Regions from separate parts of the Homo sapiens genome. Here region 1 is linked to region 2. The links are chromatin contacts, found by Hi-C or POLR2A ChIA-PET in ENCODE. All regions are on one chromosome and are shown on one strand. The core of a region is the stretch at or near the end of the contact, and the rest is flanking DNA. Distances in the headings are between cores, read along the strand shown.

Evidence for each region. A loop is a pair of places that touch in the nucleus more often than their neighbours do. ChIA-PET counts read pairs that join two places held with the same protein, here RNA polymerase II (POLR2A). Pooled maps may share reads with other maps.
Region 1: a loop to region 2 is called in a pooled map, with 3 times the contacts of the local background. The contact joins the enhancer-like site here to the promoter of NDUFA12 in region 2. A Hi-C loop is called at or near these places in 1 of 50 pooled maps. POLR2A ChIA-PET finds 5 or more read pairs at or near these places in 3 of 52 experiments (AG04450, BJ and GM12878).

The regions. Positions count from the first base shown.
Region 1 is chr12:95,567,651-95,573,699 of GRCh38, forward strand. No RefSeq gene overlaps it. Among named protein-coding and RNA genes, the nearest start is that of USP44, 19 kb to the left of the region's middle. Within about 2 kb of position 3,866, at least 2 of the 41 ENCODE cell types and tissues checked have a DNase peak (open chromatin) inside an H3K27ac peak, as active enhancers do.
Region 2 is chr12:94,999,365-95,005,722 of GRCh38, forward strand. NDUFA12 (NADH:ubiquinone oxidoreductase subunit A12) reads right to left here and starts at 4,333. Exons shown (of 4, transcript NM_018838.5): 1 at 4,231-4,333; 2 at 3,375-3,457. The coding sequence starts at 4,316. RefSeq lists enhancers at 3,964-4,591, 4,056-4,455.

The DNA of each region.
Region 1 (6,049 bases), core at 2,616-5,115, 570 kb after region 2:
CTGAAGTAATAATGACAGCAAAATATATCCTCAATAGTTTTATATATTGTCAACCACTAATGGAACATTTTTCTTGTTTATGACTTACAGCCATGGCAATAAGACGGTCTCAGTCGTATTTTTCTCAATCCTGTAACTTTCTGTAAACGAGAGCTTTAATAAAAAGTTCAGGCCCGGCGTGGTGGCACACGCCTGTAATCCCAGCACTTTGGGAGGCCGAGGCAGGCGGATCACGAGGTCAGGAGATGGAGACTATCCTGGCTAACACGGTGAAACCCCGTCTCTACTAAAAATACCAAAAAAATTAGCTGGGCGTGGTGGCGGGCGCCTGTGGTCCCAGCTACTCGGGAGGCTGAGGCAGGAGAATGCGTGAACCTGGGAGGCAGAGCTTGCAGTGAGCCGAGGTCACACCACTGCACTCAAGCCTGGGCGACAGAGCGTGACTCCGTCTCAAAAAAAACAAAAAACAAAAAAAGTTCAGAAACATACATTTCTCTCTCTCTCTCTCTCTTCTTCTTCTTCTTTTTTTTTTTATGAGACAGAATCTCACTCTGTCACCCAGGCTAGAGCGCAGTGGTGCAATCTCAGCTCACTGCAGCCTCCACCTCCTGGGTTTGACTGATTCTCCCGCCTCAGCTTTCCAAGTAGCTGGGACTGCAGGAGTGCGCCACCACATCCGGCTCTCTCTCTCTCTCTTTTTTTTTTTTTTTTTTGTATTTTTGGTAGAGACAGGGTTTCACCATGTTGGCCAGGCTGGTCTCCAACTCCTGACCTCAAGTGATCTGCCCGCCTCGGCTTCCCAAAGTGCTGGGATTACAGGCATGAGCCACCGCGCCCAGCCTTTCTCTGATATTTTAAAATCATGACTCTATAATAGTTATTGGTGAATACAAAATGTTGAAAACCTCCGGTTTATACCTGCTGCCTCCATTTTGTTTTCTTTTTCTTTTCTTTCTTTTCTGTCTTTTTTTTTTTTTTTTTTTTTTTTTTTTTGAGACGTAGTCTCGCTCGGTCACCCAGGCTGGAGTGCAGTGGCGCAATCTCGGCTCTCGGCTCACTGCAAGCTCCGCCTCCCGGGTTCACGCCATTCTCCTGCCTCAGCCTCCTGAGTAGCTGGGACTACAGGCGCCCGCCACCTTGCCTGGCTAATTTTTTGTATTTTTAGTAGAGACCAGGTTTCACCATGTTAGCCAGGATGGTCTCGATCTCCTGACCTCGTGATGCGCCGGCCTCGGCCTCCCAAAGTGCTGGGATTACAGGCGTGAGCCACCGCGCCCGGCCACTGCCTCCATTTTCTTTATGTTTGCTTCTTCCTTAGCTGCCTACACTGAGGCTTCCCCTCTTACTGCTTTGGAAATGTTCTCTTGAAACAAAGCTACCAACAATTCCTTTCTTGTCAAATTCAAAAGCCACTGATTTTACTTCACTATTTGCCAACGCTGATCGTGCTTCTTTTCTTGAAACATTCTCTTCATTTTCACTGTCAGACCATACATCATCCTGGATGCATCCGGACAGAATGAGAACTGTGGCTGCTGCTGCTCCTACTGTAATTGTTACTCCTTTTACTTAGTAGTCATCTTTCCTTCACTGCTTACTGTAATTTCCACAGCAACCCTGAGGAGATCGGTATTATTATCCCCATTTTACAGTTGAGGAAACATGCTCAAAATTTAATCAACGGGTTCAAATTCACACACCAGAACAGGATCTGCTCTGGGAAATGTTAGATTTTGCAACGGAAAAGAAGAAAAAGTTTTTTCTAACTGGATCACAGCATACTATGTTGTTTATATTTAGATTAACTAGACTTTGTTTTATTCCATTTATCTGTAGTTTTGGGAAGTACTGTACATTTGGAAAGATGTCATTTCAAGTAATTTTTCTACCCAGGCTGTCCATTTACAATTACCTGGTCACCTTTGAATCACTTTCACCAAAATCAGAGAAGGTGGCTAGATAGCAAGTTGTGATATGCCACTGATTTTTTTTTCTCCCTTTTCAAGTTAAGTGGCTCCTGTAAGAATGGCCATGCAACCTTGGATTTATTCAGAGAATGCTCTAACCACATACACTACATCAAAAAGTATAGTCTCAGAATTTGACAGATGACAATAAAAATTTCCAATTAAACTATGTATTATAAATTGTTCAATTTTTGGCAGAGTGGATCTTATTGAAGGCACCATAATGATAAGGTAGGATTTAGTTACATACTTTAATTACATACATACTTTGTTTTCTCAAGCAAATGTGTAACAATGGTGTGATCTAGCTACAAAATATTTCCTTAAGATTTTTGTTGGCATGTCAGTGCTAACAATTAGGAATTAAGTGTTTTAAATTTAATCTGAAATTAGTGGTTTAAATACAATGATAAATGGTTTTCATGGTTGTCAGCCTTCATTTAATGTTATATTAAACCTCTTGAGTATGTTATACCACTACTTTGTTATTTAACTGATGGATCTGAAAACCCATAAAGATGCAGTATTTGTCTTACAAATAGCAAATGTATAGTCTTTGATTTGATCATTTAATGTACCCTTTTTTACACAGCCATTTGGCTTTAATCCTGTAACAGGTTATTGTCACTTGTCTTTTCTTTATCTACCAAAATGCCTTCAGTCATTTCATGAATAAATCAATGGAGGGAAGAGAGAAATATGAGTTATCCCAAAGATATATTAATGGCATTATTCCAATATAAATGGAATGAGGAAAAGAAGAATTATGCATTAGTAATGATGTTTTTCATTGCAGAGCAATTTCTACCTCGCAAAGGATTTTCATACAGATCCTCTTTCTTCATACTTAGCATTATATAGCTGAGGAAATTATAGTATTAAGTGACTTGTCTGAAGCCACACAGCAAGCATCAGATCTGGAATTAGAAAGCAAGTCTTCTCATGACCAGCCATTGTTCTTTTATAGTTTACCTTATAGATGGCATGAAAGTGACTTTTTTGTGGAATAGTTATTACAACTTCTCACCCCCCAATGTATCTACTTGTGAAAATAATGGGTTTTTTGTTTTGTTTTGTTTTGTTTTGTTTTGTTTTTTGAGACGAGTCTCGCTCTGTCGCCCAGGCTGGAGTGCAGTGGCGCGATCTCGGCTCACTGCAATCTCTGCCTCCCGGGTTCAAGCAATTCTCCTGCCTCAGCCTCCTGAGTAGCTGGGATTACAGGCGCCCACCACCACGCCCAGCTAATTTTTGTATTTTTAGTAGAGACGGGGTTTCACCATGTTGGTCAGGCTGGTCTCGAACCCCTGACCTCATGATCCGCCCGCCTCGGCCTCCCAAAGTGCTGGGATTACAGGCATGAGCTACCACACCCGGCCTGACTTACATGTTAAGGTGTCCAAATTGATTGAGATGTTCTTCTATCATAATTTATAGAATCTCTTCTACCATAATTTACTTCTTAACTGATGACCTTGGAGAATGAGCAGAATAACAGATGAGAAAGGGCTCAGGGAGAAAGAGAAATGTATATGCTCTCACTGGGCATGGTAGCTCATGCTTGTAGTCTCAGCACTTTGGAGGCCCAGGCAAGAGGATTGCTTGAGTTTAGAAGTTTGAGACCAGCCTGGGCAACATAGCAAGACCTCGTCTCTACTAAACATAAAAAAAAAAAAAAAAAAAAAAAAAAAAAAAAAAAAAAAAAAAAAAAAAAAAAAAGCTGAACATGGTGGCACGCCTGTAGTCCCAGCTACTTGAGAGGTTGAGATGGGAGGATCGCTTGAGCCTGGGAGATCAAGGCTGCAGTGAGCTAAGATTGCACCATTGCACTCCAGCTGGGTGGCAGAGTGAGACCCTATCTCTAAAAAAAAAATGTAAAAAAGAGACCGAGATGTATGTGTTCTCTACACTACTCATTATAAGGATGCAGGTGGGGATCAACTGGTTTATAAACAAGGTTTTACTTCCTCTTCCTGATCTGAACTGTATCATCATTTCCTCTATCTTTATTTGATGTGAAATGTATTGATGGTCATATATCAATTTCTTCTGTAGACTCAGTGATACAGGAAGTGTCCTGGTAAGCACTGGCACCCAAAACAGTAAAGATAAAAGCTTTAGTCTGAATTTTGCAGTTGGGAAAGTTGAAGTTGAGGGTGAAATGACTGAGCCACAGTGGGTTACTTAGCTTCCTGATACCAAGGCAGAGCTGTTTCCTCCAGGATTTGGTGACTTAGTAACCTCCTCCTGTTACTAGAAATTTCTCCTTTAGAGAAAACCAAAATTTGCTTCATTGTGATATTTACCCTCTGGGCCTATGTTTGCCCTCCAAGTCTGCATTGAACAAACGACTTTCTCCTTGTCTCCCCTGCATATGTCTTATGCAGCTTAGGGTCAGAAGTGGATTTGATTTCTGAGGAAACATCACCAACCAAGAATCTTTTTGTTTTTCCAGATAGAGGGTTTTGCTCTGTCACCCAGGCTGCAGTGCAGTGGTACCATCACAGCTCACTGTAGCCTCACACTCCTGGGCTCAAGTGATCTTCCCACCCCAGCCTCCTGAGTGTCTGGGATTACACGGGAGCCCCACCATGCCCTGCTATTTTGTTTTTAAATTTTTGTAGAGATGGGGTCTTGTTAGGTTGCCCTGGCTAATCTTGAACTCCTGCCTCAAGCGATCCTCCCTCCCCAGCCTCCCAAAGTGCTGGGATTACAGGTGTGAGCCACTGCACCTGGCTGTCCAAGGGACTTCTAAACAAAGCTTATTTTTGTTATAATAAAAACAAATGAAGATTAAGCAATCTAAAGACAAAGCCTCCTGAGTAGCTAGGACCACAGTGGCCCATCACCATGCCCAGCTAATTTTTGAATTTTTTGTAGGAACAGAGTTTCTCCATGTTGCTCAGGCTGGTCTGCAGCTCCTGGGCTCAAGCGATCCTCCTGCCTCAACCTCCCAAAGTGCTGTGATTACATATATGAGCCACTGTGCCTGGGCTAGTACATTGTGTTTTATCTCACTCTCTCATCTCAGAGGGAGGCTGAGGTAATTTATGCATATACACATGCACACACCCCATTTGTTGGACATCTACAATGTTCCTAATCCTTACAAGTTAGATTTTATTATCCCCATTTTACAGATGAGGAATCTGTGGTTAGATAACTCTTTAAAATCACTCAGCTAGAAAGTGGCTACAGTGGCATTAGAACTAAAAATTCCCATGGGATGAATGCCTTGGCTTTAAGTCCTTGCTCTTTTCACTGTAATATGCTGCGTGTCTGATCACATGGAATATTTGTGGTAAAGGTAAGAAACTTCAGAAGGCCACAGAACTAGTTTTGGAGCTGGAATCAGTTTTATGTTGTCTTGATTTTGTTCCTATTTGCTTGTGTAGTTTGCTAGATGTTACTTGCTTGAAAAGAAGTATCAATTGGGCTCATTTTTCCCCAAGTCCTTACAAACAGTGGTGCCTGTTTGATGCTTTGATTTAAAAAGAAATTGATAGTACCTTTAAGACTGTATGGATGGCAAGCTACTCCAAGGCTGGACTACATCTCTAGTTTCCTGAAAATGATTCCTCTCTAGGATTTACAGTTTGCTGGCTTTTAAGACATAATAGAAAACACAATTCTCTCCTTAAGCCCTGCAAGTCCTTGGCCGGGCGCAGAAGCTCACACCTGTAATCCCAGCACTTTGGGAGGCCAGGGCGGGGGGATCATGAGGTCAGGAGTTCAAGACCAGCCTGGCCAACATGGTGAAACCTCGTCTCTACTAAAAATACAAAAATTAGCCTGGCATGGTGGTGTGCGCCTGTAATCCCAGCTACTCAGGAGGCTGAAGCAGGACAATCGCTTGAACCCGGAAGTTGCAGTGAGCCAAGATTGCTTCATTGCACTCAAGCCTGGGTGACAGAGTGAGACGAGACTCTGGCTCAAAAAAAAAAAAAAAAAAAAAAAAAAAAAAAAAAAAAAAAAAAAAGCCTTGCAAGTCCTGAGGGGGCCCAGTGCTAAGACAAACGGATATGGTCATTTTCCCAAAAGGTTAAGGAGAATAGTTAGGTACAAGAATACCACACACCATCCTC
Region 2 (6,358 bases), core at 3,083-5,582:
TGAAAACATAAAAATTCTAGAACATCACATCAGAAAATCTCTTCCAGACATTGGCTTAGGCAAGAAGTCATAACTAAGAACCCAAATGTAACAAAAACAAAAATAAATAAATGGTACCTAATTAAACTAAAAAGCTTCTGTTCAGCAAAAGAAATAATCAGCAGAGTAAACAGACAACCCACAAAGTGGGAGAAAATATTTGCAAACTATGCATTAGACAAAGGACTAATATCCAGAAACTACAAGGAACTCACACAAATCAGTAAGAAAAAAACAATCCCATCAAAACGTGGGCAAAGGACATGAACAGACAATTCTCAAAAGAAGATATACAAACAGTCAACAAACCTATGAAAAAAATGCTCAACATCACTGATTATCAGGAAAATGCAAATTAAAACCACAATGAGATAGCACCTTACTCCTGCAAGAATGGCCATAATTAAAAATTCAAAAAATAATAGATGGTAGTGTGGATGTGGTGAAAACACAACACTTTTACACTGCTGTTGGGAATGTGAACTAGTACAACAACTATGGAAAACAGTAAGGAGATTCCTTAAAGAACTGAAGGCAGAACTACCATTCGATCCAGCAATCCCACTACTGGGTATGTACCCAAAGAAAAAGAAGTCATTACATGAAAAAGACACATGCATACACATGTTTATAGCAGCACAATTTGTAATTGCAAAAATAAGGAACCAACCTAAATGCCCATCAGTGAACGAGTGGATAAAGAAAATGTGGTATATATACACCATGGAATACTACTCAGCCGTAAAACAGAAAGCAATAATGGCCTTTGCAGCAACTTGGATGGAGCTGGAGGCCATTATTCTAAGTGAAGTAACTCAGGAATGATAAACCAAATATCGTATGTTCTCACTTACAAGTGGGAACTAAGCTATGAGGATGCCAAGGTATAAGAATGATATAAAGGACTTTGGGGACTCAAGGGGATAAAAGACTACATACTGGATACAGTGTAACACTGCTCGGGTGACAGATATACCAAAATCTCAGAACTCACCACTAAAAAACTTATCCATGTAACCAAAAACCACCTGTACTCCAAAAACTATTGAAATAAAAAAACAAAAAATGAATAGAATTATCTGCCCCATAGTGTTAACACTGCTGAGGCTGAGAAACCCTAATCACAGTAAGTTCCTCCCATTCACTTTTCATCTTTTAATACAGCTTTAGGAGGCACATATTATTATTATTCTACTTTACAGATGAGAAAACTGAGGGTTAGGGAAGTTAATTAAGTTAACCAGGTCACAAAGTTATAAAGTGGAGGGGCAGAATGTTGAATCTCTATCATCTGATTCTATGAGTTTATTGAGTTTCCTTCCAAAATTTAACATGCACACAAAAAGCATGTATTTTCTCCTTTTAAGGATACCAAACATTGTTCTGCTACTGGAATTTTTTTATATTACACACATCTTTGACATCTCTCTATATTAAATTTATAGGTTTATATCATTCTTAACAACAACGTATTCCAAAACACGTATACATATGTAACAAACCTGCACGTTGTGCACATGTACCCTAGAACTTAAAATAAAAAAACAACAACAAACTATTCTAAAAAATGTTTAATTCATCAGTATCCAACTTACGCACACTAATGTTGCTTTTAAAATTTACTAGCACGGTGGCTCATGCCCGTGATCCCAGCACTTTGGGAGGCTGAGACAAGAGGATGGCTTAAGCCCAGGAGTTCAAGACCAGCCTGGGGAACAAAGTGAGACCCCATCTCTTTAAAAAAATTAAAAAATTAACCAGGTGTGGTGGTGCATGACTGTGGTCCCAGCTACATAGGAGGCTGAGGCAGGAGGAAGGCTAGAACCCAGGAGGTCACGGCTGCAGGGAGTCAAGATCACACCACTGCCTCCAGCCTAGGCGACAGTGAGACCCTGTCTCAAAATAACAACAACAAAAACAAACAAAAATGCTGTGGCCAGGCACAGTGACTCACATCTGTAATTCCAGCACTTTGGGAGGCTGAGGTGGGAGGATCACCTGAGCCCAGGAATTCAAGACCAGCCTAAGAAACATAGCAAGACCTCGTCTCTCCAAAAAAAAATTTTTTTAAACAATTAGCCAGGCATGGTGACACATGCCTGTAATCCCAGCTACTTGGGTGGCTGAGGTAGGAGGACAGCTTGAGCCCAGAAAGTTGAGGCTGTAGTGAGCCATGATCGAGTCACTGCACTCTAGACTGGGTGACAGAGCGAGACCCTGTCTCAACATTAAATAAATAAATAAATTTTTAAAATATAATAAAACAATGCTGTGATGTATGTTGGTTTGCAAGAATATTTGTAGAATTAATTCTTTTTTGAGATAAGAGTCTCGCTCTGTTGCCAGACTGGAGTAGAGTGGCGGGATCTGGGCTCACTGCAACTTCCGACTCCCTGGTTCAAGCGATTCTCCTGCTTCAGCCTCTCAGGTAGCTGGGATTACAGGCACACGCCACCACATCCAGCTAATTTTTGTATTTTTAGTAGCGACTGGGTTTCACCACGTTGGGCAGGATGCTCTCGATCTCCTGACCTCGTGATCCGCCCGCCTCCGCCTCCCAAAGTGCTGGGATTACAGGCGTGAGCCACCGCGCCCAGCCGAATTAATTGTTAAAAGTGGAAGTGCTGAGACAAAGGATATGTGCAATGTAAATTTTTACAAATGTTACCAAATTATCCCTCCAAAAAGACTGCATTAACCTACATATTTATATGGTTTTGCCCACATTGGGATTTATCAGCTTGAAAAATACTCAAGGCTGGACGCAGTGGCTCACGCCTGTAATCCCAGCACTTTGGGGGGCCAAGGCGGGTGGATCACGAGGTCAGGAGTTCAAGACCAGCCTGGCCAATATGGTGAAACCCCATCTCTACTAAAAAATACAAAAATTAGCCGGCCATGGTGGCGCCCGCCTGTGGTCCCAACTACTCAGGCAGGCTGAGGCAGGAGAATCGCTGGAACCCAGGAGGTGGAGGTTGCAGTGAGCCGAGATCGCGCTACTGCACTCCAGCCTGGCCGACAGAGACTCCATCTCAAAAAAAAAAAAAAAAAAAAAAAAAAAGAACAAAAACACTTCAAAATTTGATAGGTGAAAAATATATAACACTGTTTTTAAAGTTGCATTTCTGTTGTTACAAGTGAGAATGAGCATTTTTCCATACCTTCATTGGCTGTTTACTTTTCTTTTTTCTGTAAATTATCTTTTTTCATTTTCTATTGAGTTTTTCATCCTTTTCCAGGTGTTTTGTAAAAGCTCATTGCATAATATGGAAAATAGACTCAAATCAAATCCCAATCCCAATCCAATTATTCATACTAAAAAATACTGCACTCACCAAAAAATTGCTTGTTGTCTTCATAGTATTTGTTTCCATATTTGTCTTCCCCCACTAATGTACCAACCTTCGCATCATTTGTCCTGTGAATACCCAAAAGAAAACAGACATTTTAGAATGATTCTTAGTTCAAAACATAAACGGAAATAAAGTGAGAGTAACAACTTTCAGACACAAGGGCTGCTGCATCAACTAGCAAAATGAAGAAGTGCTGGGGATGGGAAAAGATGAATTGACAACTGATGTGCTCAAATTACACTAAAAATATAAATGTAGTCTCTTCAGATTACAGGACTACTTGTATCTACTATCCCTCAGCCAGGAGGCACTGGAATTAGCAAAACCTTTAGGAAATCAAAAAGCCAAAGTATTTCATCTTCTTACAATGATACGAAGGTCTCCAGGCTCTTTCATTCCACTCTGGGTCTCCATTTAGGTTTCTGCGAAACTATGCTGCTCGTGGGATCAGTGAATGTCAGGAAGAGAAGGGACCATCATTATTACCTTCAACGCCTTACAGACAAGGAACTGTACGGCAGTGCAGGGAAAAAAACTTTACCAGGGTCACTGAGTTAATGTCTTGTAATCCTCATTACTCTCCAGGGCGTGGGAAAAGAGGGGAGCCCAGATGCCCTTGCCTCCGAGTCACAGCTCTGACTCTACAGATAGCTTCGGTCTTGTATCGGGGATATATGGGACAGAGACCAGCCTGGGGGTGGCAAGGCAGAGATTGGGGCGGTTGTCCTTGACAAGAGCTGTGGATTCTCCAAGGTGACCCGAGCCTGGGACCCCTTCCAAGAAATCAGCCAGCGAAAGTCCAGCCCCAGAGGCCAAGAGCATGGCTCTGGCCGCCTACCTGAAAAAAACCCGTAGATAGCCTCGGAGACCGCCGTGGCCGGTGATCTGCTGCAGCCCGCGTTTCAGGACCTGCACTAACTCCATCTTGCCTCGCTGGCCCCGCCTCCCGGGTGCGCCGAGCAAAACCCACCGGATGGAAGCTGCCACTCAGCCGCAGGAAGCCCACGCCCAGAAGGTTCTCACGCGAACGCCAGACGTGGTGGCTCTGCGCGTGCGCAGAGCTAGGTCTTGCCTACGCGGTCATGTTCTGGCTTCCCAAGTAGGCAGAATTGGTTTCCCCTGGAAGCAAAGGTACCTTAAAATTTAGTTTTCAGAGGTTAAATCTAGAAGGCGGGCATATGCTGGAAAGCTCACCTACACGAGGCTTTCTCACACGGGGATTCCCCCTTTGGGAATTTCAGTTTCCTCATCTAAAAATAATTGGCTCTGGTGGGCGCGGTGGCTCACTGTTGTAATCCCAGCACTTTGGGAGGCCGGGTAGGGAGGATCGTTTGAGCCCAGGAGTTCGAGACCAGCCTCGCCAACACAGCGAGAATTCTGTCTCTACAAAAAAAAAAAAAAAATTAAAAATTAGCTGGATGTGGTGGCGCGTGCCCGTAGTCCCAGCTACTCGGTAGGCTGAGGCTTAGATGGGAGCATCGCTTGAGCCTAAAAAATTTCAATATTACTTCATTTGTTAACCACAATTCTTCTACAAAGAGAAACCTCCCTTCAACTATTTGGCTCCTGAGATACAATTAATGTAGGAAAGGCAGTATGGGTGCTTGATTCTCTTACTTTTTTTTTGTTTTTTAATTTTAGAGACAGGCTCTCTGTCACCCAGGCTGAAATACAGTGGTGTGATCATAGCTCACTGCAGCCTCAAACTCCTGTGCTCAAGCAGTCCTCCCATTTAAGTAAGTGCCACCACCCCTGGCTAATTTTTTTTTTTTTAGAGATGGGCATCTTGTTATGTTGCCCAGGTTGGTTTTGAACTCTGGCCTCAAGTGATCCTCCTGCCTCAGCCTCTCAAAATGCTGGGATTACAGGTGTAAGCCACCACACCCAGCCGATTCTTTCCCTTATGTGTGTTTTCAAAATAACAATTTAGTTCCCTAGCTTTTTTTTTTTTTTTTTGGTAGTGGTGGTTAAAAACACAAAATATAAAATTTACCATTTTAACCATTTTTAAGTGTACAGTAGTGTTAACCACATGCACATTGTTGCGCAACAGATCTCTAGAACTTATTCTTCTTGCAAAACAGAAACTTTATATCCATGGAACAACTTTTTCCTCTTTCTCCATCCCCTGCCAACCACCATTCTACTTCTGTTTCTAAGAGTTTAACTACTTTAGATACTTCATATAAGTAGAATCATGAGGTGTTTGTCTTTTAGGACCTGGCTTATTTCACTTAGCATGATATCCACAAGGCTCATCCATAGTGTAGTATATGACAGGATTTTCTTCTTTTTATAAATGTTGAATAATATTCCACTGTATGTATATGCCACCCAGTTACCTGTCCATAAACATTTCTGCTGATTCCGCCTCTTGGCTATTGTGAATAATGCTGCAGTGAACACGGGTGTGCAGATATCTCTAAGATCCTGTTTTCAGTTCTTTTGGATATATACCCAGAAGTGGATTGCTAGATCATATGGAAATTTTATTTTTTATTTTTATAGGAATCCCCATACTGTTTTCCATGGCAGCATCACCATTTTACATTACTAACAACAATGCACAAAGGTTCCAATTTCTCCACCTCCTCACCAACACTACATATTTTCTGTGTTTGTTTGTATGTTTGTTTGTTTGTTCTGAGACGGAGTCTAACTCTGTTGCCCAGGCTGGCGTGCAGCGGTGCGATCTCGGCTCACTGCAACCTCCCCTTCCCAAGTTCAAGCGATTCTCCTGCCTCAGCTTCCCGAGTAGCTGGGATTACAGGCGCCCACCACCACCCCCGGCTAATTTTTGTATTTTTAGTAGAGACGAGGTTTCACCATGTTGGCCAAGCTGGTCTTGAACTCCTGACCTCAGGTGATCCACCCGCCTTGGCCTCCCAAAGTGCTGGGATTACAGGCGTGAACCACCACGCCCAACCTGTGTTCATTTGTTTTTTACAGTGGGCATCCTAATGGAT